Linked DNA regions of Mus musculus: region 1 is linked to region 2. Evidence: chromatin loops called from intact Hi-C (ENCODE). Cell type or tissue: left cerebral cortex. All regions are shown on one strand. Links, peaks and the distances in the headings refer to the core of each region. The heading gives the core; the rest is flanking DNA. Region 1 overlaps Tacc2 (transforming, acidic coiled-coil containing protein 2). Region 2 overlaps Tacc2 (transforming, acidic coiled-coil containing protein 2).

Evidence for each region. Peaks named below come from ENCODE experiments on the same cell type or tissue, not always from the same donor. Only the 100,000 strongest peaks of a DNase experiment are listed, where the experiment ranks them.
Region 1: it touches region 2 in a loop (2.2-fold over the local background); 6 of 42 quality-filtered maps call a loop at or near these places.

Annotation. Positions count from the first base shown.
Region 1 is chr7:130,752,952-130,758,316 of GRCm38, forward strand. Tacc2 (transforming, acidic coiled-coil containing protein 2) reads left to right here. Exons shown (of 22, transcript NM_001004468.3): 18 at 667-710. Among named protein-coding and RNA genes, the nearest start is that of Btbd16, 18 kb to the right of the region's middle. In left cerebral cortex, for the core only: a CTCF peak has its summit at 2,051 (motif pointing left); DNase peaks (open chromatin) are centred at 2,049, 2,345 and 3,396; H3K27ac peaks cover 672 bases.
Region 2 is chr7:130,690,066-130,695,430 of GRCm38, forward strand. The region is part of intron 5 of Tacc2 (transforming, acidic coiled-coil containing protein 2); the gene reads left to right. Among named protein-coding and RNA genes, the nearest start is that of Gm34283, 28 kb to the right of the region's middle. In left cerebral cortex, for the core only: CTCF peaks have their summits at 2,578, 2,826, 3,080 and 3,966; DNase peaks (open chromatin) are centred at 2,601, 3,232 and 3,896; H3K4me3 peaks cover 2,369 bases; H3K27ac peaks cover 1,752 bases.

The DNA of each region.
Region 1 (5,365 bases), core at 54-5,053, 63 kb after region 2:
TGCAAATATACATTCAGGTGAAACACCAATGCACATAAAATAAAAGTAATAAATAAATCATTAAAAATGCAAGGGGACAAGAAGCAGCCTAAGACCTTGCGGAATGTCTCCTCCATTAGAGGAGACTAGCTCCTGTTTCCGGAGGCTTTGGAAGAAGATACGGAAAGGATGTTAGGGAGCTACAAGAGCAATGAGAAAGGCTTCCTGGGGAGGGAAAGGTTTGAATTAGACTCGAGAAACAGATTCTGGGTGGCAGAAATGAGAGAAGGAAGTAAGCAAACACCCTAGGCTACACTTGGAACGAGAGAGCTGAGATCGGGGGAAATTGTCTATGCACATTGAGCGCCATGTCCGTGAGCCAGCTGGAAAGTGCTGAGCCCGTGAGAGCAGTGAGATGTGAGACTCTGGGGGGCGCTCTGGCCCGTTGGTTCACATAGTGGACAGCGTGGTGGACTGAGAGCTTTATGCCGGGAGAAGGAACTTAGTGATGGAGCTCAGGGATGAGTGCAGAGGGTGTGAGCCCAGCTCTGACCGGATTTGTGCTGCTGTTCCCTGGTTACACTGTAACACCCCCCCACGCCCCACACCCCCCACCCCCCACCCCCGTGGGCAGAGATTTAACACCGTCCTGTTCTATAGCTGAGTGTTTCCTTGCCTTTCTTCCAGGAAAATTGTGGCCGAATATGAGAAGACCATTGCACAGATGATCGGTGGGTGTCACGACTAGAGTGCTCAGGGGAGGGGGTAGGGGAATGGGGGTGGGTTTCAGCCACAAGGCTCAGAGCCAGTTCCTCTAAGAGTAGTGAGTTCCTCGGCAGGGACCATCTCAGCCGCACTTGTGGCTGTACCCTGAGGATAGCCAGGAGAATGTACGTCACAACTTCACAATTCCCCAGCATCTCCACAGACCTCATTTACCCAACCAGGTGATCCACCATGTTGGGAAGGAGTCTGAGTCTGGCCAGTAAGTTGGATTTTGCTTGCAGGAAGCATAGAATTAAAACCCCCAACCCCAACTTAGTTTAGAGTCCATGATTAAATATACAGCCTTAACACATAGATTTAGGGCCAGGATGGAACCCATGGCAACTCCCTACCCAGTACCCTTCCTCTTGCGGCTGGCAGAGCATGGTAGCCAATCCCAGCTCTCCCTGAGATGTGACACCTCCGTCAGAACACTGCATCCCTGAGTGCCAGAGCTGAAAGATTGCTTAGGCCTGCAATGAAAGACGGCCCTATACTAGCAAATGACACACAATGACCTGTGTGCCTTCCTTCATCTTTCCTTCCTTCCTCCTTTCCTCCGCCCCCCTCCTCTCCTCTATTCCTCCCTTCCTCGTGTTACTATCTATCTCTCCATCTCCCCCTCCCCATCCTCCTCCTCTATAATGAGAAACATTCTTGGAGATAGTCCAAGACCAGGCTTGTATAGTCTTGGGGAGTTGGTCTTCATGTTGATTTATGTCTAGCTATCTGTTTATTTGCTTAGGTTCATGATAATCAGTTTTAAAAATGATTTTTTTTCCCTACCTAAGGATTTGTGGGGTAAACATACAAGTTTGTGCTGAGCCTAGATCTGCACAAGCTTACAGAGCCTAGATCTGTACAAGCTTACAGAGCCCTGTAGCAAATGTTTGGCCTTTTGAGTCCTACCCGTCTATAGCTGACCCCAAGATGAACGGCTCAGTGGCCTTTGCAGTAGCAGGAGGGCCAATGGTTGAATGGCTGGCCCTCTCGGGAGCATTAATTGTGGCCTACGTTCAGCCACATTGATCCCATGGAAGGTGCATCCCATCAGAGCCAAATGCACAAGCTTATGGATGAGATAGAAACTTCAACATGCTGCGCATTCTAAGAGCTGGCAAAGGAACTGGAGAGGAAACAGGCTTCTCTCAGTGTGGACAGGGTTGCCTCCTGTGTCTTGGGATATGACACTGGCAGATGCTAGTGTGGTGTTGAGGGAGAAAGGCCTGAGGGAAGGCTGCCACAGCCAGCTTGTAGCAAGCACACAGCTAGGGATGTTCAGAGAAGCAGGAGTTCCCCCTGGTGGACTCTAAGCATGAGAGCCTGTCCAGCTGACCTATCTGGGAATCTGCCATTATGGTGAGACAGAAGCTACTAGGTGCTGATTCCTGCTTCTGAGAGAAATTGCAGCTGACCGCAGTTGGAACATTTTAATCTTGGACAGTTAAGAAGGGTGGGTATCAGAGGCTTGGTGCATTTCTTTCTTGGACTCTGAACAGTTTTCTGTGTACAAGAGAACCCCCAGGATGGCTCAGGGAGACTGCTACAGCATCCCTAGCTGAGTGCATCATCTCTTGGATAACATCCCTACTGTGTGCATAGTCACGAGCCTTACTCACCAGCCTCTCCCTCATCCGCTTTTCCAAAGCTTTTCTAACCCAGAAAAATTGTATGTCAGTTGCTGTGGAGGATCGCTGGGTGAGGCCACTAGACATTTCATGTTCCGTGTTGACAACCTGTGACATGACCGCCCAGGGAAGGTGGGTGGACCCGCCTGCCTCGTAGGAAAGTAGGTCCCTTCACATGTAGAAACAAGCCCATGGGCCTCATCTGGATTCCATGTTTTCATCCCAGTTTCATTCCACCTGTCCAGCAAGGCGAACCTGGGCCTGAGAGCCTGGCAGCTTAGGACCAGAGTGCATGTGTTTTGAGGGAGAGCCTGGTTCCTCTGACCCAGGCGCCACACCTGCTCATCCCTTCTCAGCAGCTCCTCAGGAGAAAGCGTGCCTTATCTAAGCTCAGTAGTGGGCTCCATGGAATGCAGGACAGGAAGGAACCTCTGCGCTTTCTGCATTCCAGATTGTGGCGATTTTTTGTTTGTTTGTTTGTTTGTTTGTTTCTGCTTTTCTAACAACTGCCCTGATTCTCTGTTTTGCTTCCATTTTCTGTTGCTCTTTGCCCTTTGCTTGCAAAACAAACAGGCAAGCCTGGTAAGTAACTGCTCCCTACCCCCACCCCACCCCCACCGTCTGACACCCACCCATCGCAGCCCACCCCTCGCAGCCCCTTGCTTGTGTTTTGTTTTCCTGGCTTGGTTATTTTTGCTTTCGTATTTGCTGCTTTCCCCATTGGATTTAATAGTGGTTTGCCTGCAAACGCCAGAAAGCCCCCATCAGGGTTTCGAGTCCCCGTTGTCCTGTCTGGGGGCTGAGGCTGATTTCCTGACTTTAAGAGCCTAGCTTTGTTGGTCACGAGTAAGAAGATTTGTGCAGACTTGCCATTGCCTGGCTCTCCTGGGAACCGGGCAATTCTATTTTTAAAAGTGACAAGAGGAAAGCTTGGGCTAGGCGACATCTTAGATTCAGGAAATCAGATGGAACTCTGTTTGATAAATAGCTCCTTCAGCCTGTCTGGTGAAATGTATACGTGACCACAGATCAGCCCAGAATGTACATTGTACGGCATGCTGGGAGCAAAGGAAATGGCTAAAGTTCGGTCAATAACATCTAGTGGAATTTGCCAGTGCCCTCTCCTCTAGGAGTGTGGATAGAGCAAGTCTATTGCTTGTATTAAAAAGCTCTCTATTTAAAAGGCAGCACTTCATGAGTCACTGTGACGCTGTCCCACTGGGTCAGGGGCGATGTTAAGAGCTTCTGTGGGCAGTGATGCTGTTGATAACAGGTCAGATTCCAGGCCGTCCCAGGGCACCAAGAGCTTTGTATTCATTCTCTTTTTTTTTAACCTCTCCAAATGTTATGGCCCAGAAGCACTGCTATCCCCTGGTTCTGGTTCTGGTTCTGGTTCTGGTGAGGAGGCACAGTGAGTTTAAGAACACTGCAGAGTTGGGATTCCAAGCTGGCGTGTCAGACTCCAGAGCCACTGCCCTTGGTGGCTTCTGGACGCTGCTGAGAACCCTGGGATCATAGAGGCAGGGTGGAGGGACAATAGGCATCTCCTAGGGCAGTGGTTTTCCAGGCAGGGCCCTGGGTCAGCTCTATCTGAATCCAGGGAGCTTGTTACTTGTGTAGATTCCCCACCCCGATCTGCTGAGTCAAAAGAGAGGAGGGAGCCATGTCTGTTTGTGTAGCCCTCCAGCTAGCTCTAATGCACACTCTCAGCTGACAAGGCCCTGGGTCCACAAAATTTCAAGGCTTGGAGTAAAATTCAGGCTGTGACACCCCCCCTCCCCCTCACTGTGACACACAGTAATAATGTGCTGAACTTAAGACACAGCAAGAGGGTGCTCTATCAGAAAACAGAAGGAAAAATAACCCAAATCAAAATCTCTGGCTGTTCCCAGTGGGGACTGTCCATCTCAGGGGGCTTGGGAAGAATTTGGTCATGGCCGGGCTTTGTCTTTGGGGCTGAGCCTGGGCTGTGCTGTTCCCTCAGTGAACAAATGAGGTGCCTTGTTCAAACCCTCTTTCACCTTCTGTAAGATGGGGACAGGAACACTTTGTACAGGTCACTTCAGGGCCACCTTTGTTCATGCAGCACGTGGATCCCGTGGCAGGGCCACTTGTGTGGCGGGGGTTTGTGTGCCCAGAGCAGAGCGGTGAACCAGACTGACCCGCAGCCAGCCCCTGAGGAGAGCGGCCTGGTCCTTTGTCATTGTCTTCTCCAAATACCTGACAGACTCATCCGAAGGAAGAGTTGTTGTTTGCCTAACAGTTCCAGAACAATCCGTCCACCACGGTGGTGAGGGCATGCATTTCATAGTTTGACAGGCAGGAAGCAGAGAAAAGAAATACAGGAAGCAGCTAGGGCAATATCAGCCCTGAAGGACTTGGCCCCAGTGACCTACTTCTTCCAGCCAACTCCCACCTCCTCCTCTCTGTCACCTCTTAGTAACACCATCATAATAAGAACTAGTTTACAAGGTCACGGTCCTCATGACCTAACTGTCCTGAAGATGCCCTCACAGGCACACCCAGTATACGCTGTCCTAATCTACACATTTCTTAGTCTGATCAACCTGACAAAATTACCATCATAGGAGCAGTATGGCAGCAGGAGGCCTGAGTCCCAGGCCTGAGGTGGGGAGAGTTGGAGTATAGCAGAACCAGAACCCACAAGTGGCCCAACTACATGTTCTCGCACGCACGCACGCACGTACGCACGCGACAAATGGAGAGGAAGTGATGGGGGATCAGAGACACATAACTTGAGTATTTTTGAGGGCTCCTGAGCACTGGGGCAGGAGCTGTCAGGGCTGGAGCAAGTGTGTGGGGTGCAGCCTGGATTTTATTCTCAATACAAAAGGAGGTCTCTGCAGGCAGGGTGAGCAGAGACTCACCTTGCGGTTGAGGCTGGCAGCTGCCATTGCTATCTCTGTTGTTAGAAGTCCCAGGTGTGAATTTCCTCAAAGTAACCGGCTCTAAGCTAATCCTGAGCAGTAGAT
Region 2 (5,365 bases), core at 106-5,105:
GGTGCTATTTCAAAGCATTCACTTTTGGCAGAAACCTCCTACTTACCAAGGGTAAAGACATTTTGACAGACCTGTGACCCTGCCTGCCCTGTGCAAACCGACCCAAACAGGTTCGGGTTGTGACCCTGTCATCAGATCTAGAAGTCCGAGCACACCAGTCAGAGATAAGGTGTGGTGAAGGACAGAGTTAATGAATATGACTGTTGGAAAAAGCAGATAAAGGATTTGGTGACTCCAAGTCTGTCTTCAATGGGCTGTTGGGAACTCCGATATTTTATAAGGAGGAAAAAAGGGGGCAGGGAGTGGGCAGAAGAAGAGGGCTGGGTTTGCCTCACTGAGAGCTTGTGATCCTGGTCAGGCCAGGAGGCCTTTGTCTCAGTTCTGCCTGGGGCTCTGAATGTGTTACTGCCATTGTTGTCCCTTGAGGGGGACTGTCTGGGTCCCATGAGTTAATACATCTCCCTCTTTGAGGGGGACAGTCTGGGTCCCGCCAAGCAATTCGCCCCTGTTCCTTACAAAGTTGCACCATCATGGACTGTTTTCTCCTTGAGAGGGGGATATGTCCTGCAAGCCTCGCCCCAAGTGCTTAGAGGTCCTCTCTGTTGGTCCTTTGTCATGAAGATGTTTATCTGTCAGTCCAGGGCCTTTGTAGAAGATTCTCGAAGCAGAAAGTTAAAGAGGCAGAATAGAGCCAGTGAGGGGCAAAATGGGGTTAGTTCAGGCTGGAACTAGGACCCTCCTCCTTCTCATTTCTCCCATTTTTTCCTAGTTGTAACCTAACTGAACTCTGTATACTACGTGCCCAGGGAGAGAGCCCCTTTCCTTGGAAGATTACATATCAACATTGATGAAGATCTTTTCCTACACATGTAAGGTTCTTTTGGCTCCCTACCTGCAGACAGAACTAAAAGATCTGTTTTTGTTTTAAATAAAGAGCCCCTCCCCCTCCCTATGGTTGAATAAATAAGTTGCAGGGTTCTTGGCACCAGGTGACAGTAGTGCTGACCTTGAGTGACGATGGCCTTCGTGGAGGTGTGCTGCCCTGCTGAAGGTTACCTTCCCCACACGACTGGCGGCATCGTTTGCTGTTTTTATTTAAACACAGAAAGCTCAGTGCTTCCTGGAGATTTCGTGTCACTCAATCTGGAGGAGCAATTTTGATGGTGTAGTATTTTTGACACAGAGAAGAAATGTGAGCCCAGGAAAGTCAGCTGGCCCTCGGGCTCTGCAGCTTATAGGCAAGTAGCAATTCTAGATGTGCAGCCTGTGCGGACGTCCTTAGCCACACTTTTAGAAGGCAGTCAGTACGTACGTCGGGAGGAATCTTAAAGTGTGTTGCGTAGCTTTATTTTATTTTATGGTATGCACCGGTCGGTTTTACTTCATATTATTATTTTTGGGGGGCCATAATGTACATGCTTCTTATGAGCTAACTGTCATTCCAGTTGAGGAATTGTAAAAACATAGAAGAGTCTTTCCACTTTCCTGTAAGCAGTGGTGTTTGAATCCAGCTGTAAATGTTCGGGGCTCAGAAAGCCATTGCATTGAATGTGTAAGGTGGTGGTCGGGTGTTAGGGTGACAGGCACTTACAGGGAGATAGAATGCTTTTCAAGTAGCCTCCAGTGAGAAGGCCCAGAGCTCCACTGCTGAGACTTTCCGAGCTGCTCCCCAGCAGGGAAATGGGGTCTGGCACTGGGTGTCCCCAGCATCTATGCCAGCCTGCCTATGTTTAGGATCGGGGATTATTCCCCTGTACATCCTTGGTATATGAGGGAGGACCCTGACGCTGGAGCACAGCTTGCATAGCATAGGGCTTGACTTTAGAGAAAATTCTTCTGGTGGCCAAAGACCAGAATCCAGCCCCAGTCCCTGAAGGTGGCCCTGTGCTGCTCTCTCTCCAGCTGGCCCCAACCTCTGCAGAGTTGTTAAGCTATGAAGGTATCCTTGGAAGCCTGGCCTTGGTGGGCTGCAAGCCTAGGAACTGTGCCAGATCGATGCTTCTGGGACAGACTTTAGTCCTTCCCCAGCCTTCCTGTCTGGAGAAAGTTCAGGTGTGTGGTCCTCAGTTTCCACTGCAGCCTGTTTTTCTGGTTCTGTAGCCTTCCTACAGTCTGGGGGAGTGAGAGAGCAGGGGCCTGTTTCCAACTTTGTCAATTGATAGACCACCTTGCCCTGCTCTCTGGGGCGGTGTGTGTGTGTGTGTGTGTGTGTGTGTGTGTGTGTGTGTGTGTGTATGTGTGTGTGTGTGTGTGTGTGTGTGTGTGAGAGAGAGAGAGAGAGAGAGAGAGAGAGAGAGAGGTACTGCTGAGTAGTATATATTTACTTCTCAAAAGACTCACTGTACTAGCTAGCAGTCTGGGCTAAGCTGGGAAGCTGGGCTTAGTGTGTGAGTAGAGGGGAGGGTCTTCGCTCCCCCTCCCAGCAGTTTCCGGAGGATGTTGGAGCTTTGTGAAGATGCAGGCGTCAGGCCGCTTGGTGGTGGTGACATCATCAAGTCCCAACACAGAGGCTGAACCGGGGGCTTTAAGAGAAGATCCTTTCCGACCTCGCCAGTGCTTGGGCTCACACTGCCTCCTTTCGGGCAGCTCCACGCGTATCGGCCACGCTCACGCACACACCTAGGCGCGCACCCGCCAGCTGCACTTGCACGCGCACACTGCCTTGGTGCTCGCCCCCCGGGCCGGCTCCGGCCTCGAGCCGCTGCTCCCAGTCGCCGCCACCACGGATGCCAGCAGCTGCTCCCATCTGCAGTGCAGCAGCCCCGGCCGCCGGCCGGCCCGCCCCGGGCTGGAGGAACCGCACCAGGACGCTGGCCCTGCTCGTGGCTAGTCTGCACGCCAGGGCTCAGCGAGGATGGGAGGGTCGCAGTCCCTGCAGCCAGCCCCAGCCAGTGACCTGAACCTGGAGGTTTCTGAGGCCATGTAAGTGCAGTGCTCTGCCTCCTGTAGTCCCCGTGGGGAGGAGAGGCTGCCCGGCTTTGTTAGTGCTTCTCTCCCCCATGTGGTGCAGCGTGAAGCCTAGGCTGGCCCGGGAAGCCTTGCAAAGATTTACCTGGTGGCTGCTGCTTGGTAGTGTTTTGTGTTTTAGCTGGACCGAGTTTCTTGCAGCCCTGGGATACCTCTGGAGCAGAAATAGCCCTCTGGAATTCGGTTTTGGTTATTCAGCAGCAGGGTGCATGGTGGGGGCTTCTGCGCTATCAGCATCTTTTTCCTCTGTACCCCCGCCCCCACTGGTATTTCCTGCTAGGGAACTGGAGGCATCAAGGAGAGAGGGCCTCCTCCTAGGAGGAGTATTGTACATGCTGGAAACAGTGCTGGGTTAGCTCCCTGCATGGCAGGACAGATGGATGGCATGGAGCTCAGAGTGCGTGTGCAGCCGGGCTAGTCCAGGCATCACCAGGCTACTCTCTTCTGCTGACACCGAGGACGAGGCCGCCTGCTATTATTAGTAAAGACAGCCAAACAGCCTTGTCATTGGTTGAGGCAGAGTCTGACTATGCATCGATCCAGGAATCCGATCTTTTCTCCAAACCACAGTGCTAATGTGCTCAGAAGTGGCTTTTTATTCCCGAGGAGTGTTTGTTACAGTTGCTCTTTCTGTTATGGTAGTCTCCATTACAAACCCAGTCTTGTTGGGGGCGCGGGAGGGATGGGGCTTATAGACTAGGTCTGTCTGCCAGGTCACAACTCAGCAAGAAAGGCTGCTGTCGAAAGTGGGTTCTGCCAGTTCCCTCGGATGTCTTCTCCCCTTTTCCAAAGAGGAGAATATTTCTGGAGACTTGCGGGGTGGGGGGGTGGCAGAGCAGTGTGCGTTCTTGAGTATTTGATACGTAACTTTAAAGCTCGCAGGCCCTGGTCTGTGTATTGGAGTAGGGTTTGGGCCCCATGAGAGGTGTGGGAGTGTGGGGCTTTCACCCTTCGCTGGGCTTAAGTGACACGCTGGACTCATGTGGTGATGTAATGCCGGGCTGAGCCGCATGGTTTTCCAGGCTCTGCCTTTTGAACAGCCAGTCATTCTGAGGAGCAGGTGTGCATCCGACCTGTGTCTTCATCCCCGTAACCTGAGAGCGCAGTATCTTACAATGGAGGTGTATTGTGTTTGGGAGTTTTTATGGTATGAACCTAGGGCCAGGCTGTCCTATCCACTCAGGTGCAGTATTGTTCGATGTGTGGAATATCCTACTGCCTTATAGGACTCGAGGAAAGAAAATTTCAGACTCTTTTGTTTGTTTGTTTTCTCAAAGTCTCTGAACTGGAAATCAGTGACATCTGACACCAAAGCACCGGAGGGACCAGAAAAGATAATGTGACCCTAGGTGGGAAAACTTGCACATTAGCCATTGGAAATTAAGTTCCCAGGTCCCGAAGGTCCCCGTCTTCTATCCTGGTTGAGTTACTGCCTTGTGTTCTTGGGAGCTGAGGGCTGAGTCTGGAGAGACTCTGGTAGGAACATGTTCTTTTAGATAATAGTCCTTAAGGGTTTGTCCCAGGGGGATAGTGGCAACAGAAGATAGAGGCCCCGTGGCCACCTTGAGAGGGCAGCTGCCCATCCAACCTTTTCATTGTTCCACTTGATCCAGTTTTACCACTTGAGGCTTCTGAAATGTCTGAGAGTACAATTTAAGATGATACATGAGGCGCCTTCACAAAAATCCTATCCTCCGTTCCCCAAAGTTTAGAAAAGTGGAAAGGGGAATTGTTGAGGGCTGTTGTTTCTAATGGCTTGCCTTTGCACCCCCTTCTCTAAGTGTTTCCCCTACAGATGTGTTCTGCCCAACCTTGAAGTTAAAAAAAAAAAAAAAAGAAAGAAAGGAAAGTAAAGAAAAGAAAACTACATTAAGAAAGCTGCTCTTCCACGTGCCAGCAGGTGTGGTGTTTTCATAGTAGTGTATATGAGTATTCGTGCCCACGAGTGATACAGACACATAGCAGGCGTGGCGGCAGAGAAGTGCTTCCGCTGTAAGCCGATGTCATGGGTTCGAGGTTGAAGGCCAGGGGCGCCCACCTGCTGCCAGCTGCAGCCCACGGCAGCAGGAATCTAGAGGGAACATTTCTTGGGTGAAAGCTGGATTTGTAGAGGCCCATATATAAAGGTGAAACTGAGGAAACCGAGCGAGCGAAGGACTTTTGTTTGTGAAGCACTCTGCTTTGTTTGTTTGAAGGTTCTATCTTAGATTTCAAGTCTGGCTGCCTGTAAGTGGTTTGTGTAGTCCCAGTGAGCAGATTGGTCCCTCTCAGAGAGCAGTGAGGTGAGGAAGGAGGAAGACTGGGAAAGCTAAAGCCACATGGGATTGTGGGATGAGGGGACTGAGGGAGAGGGTGAAGATCTGAGGCAGCCAGCCCCTCAAAACCCTGAGGTGACACA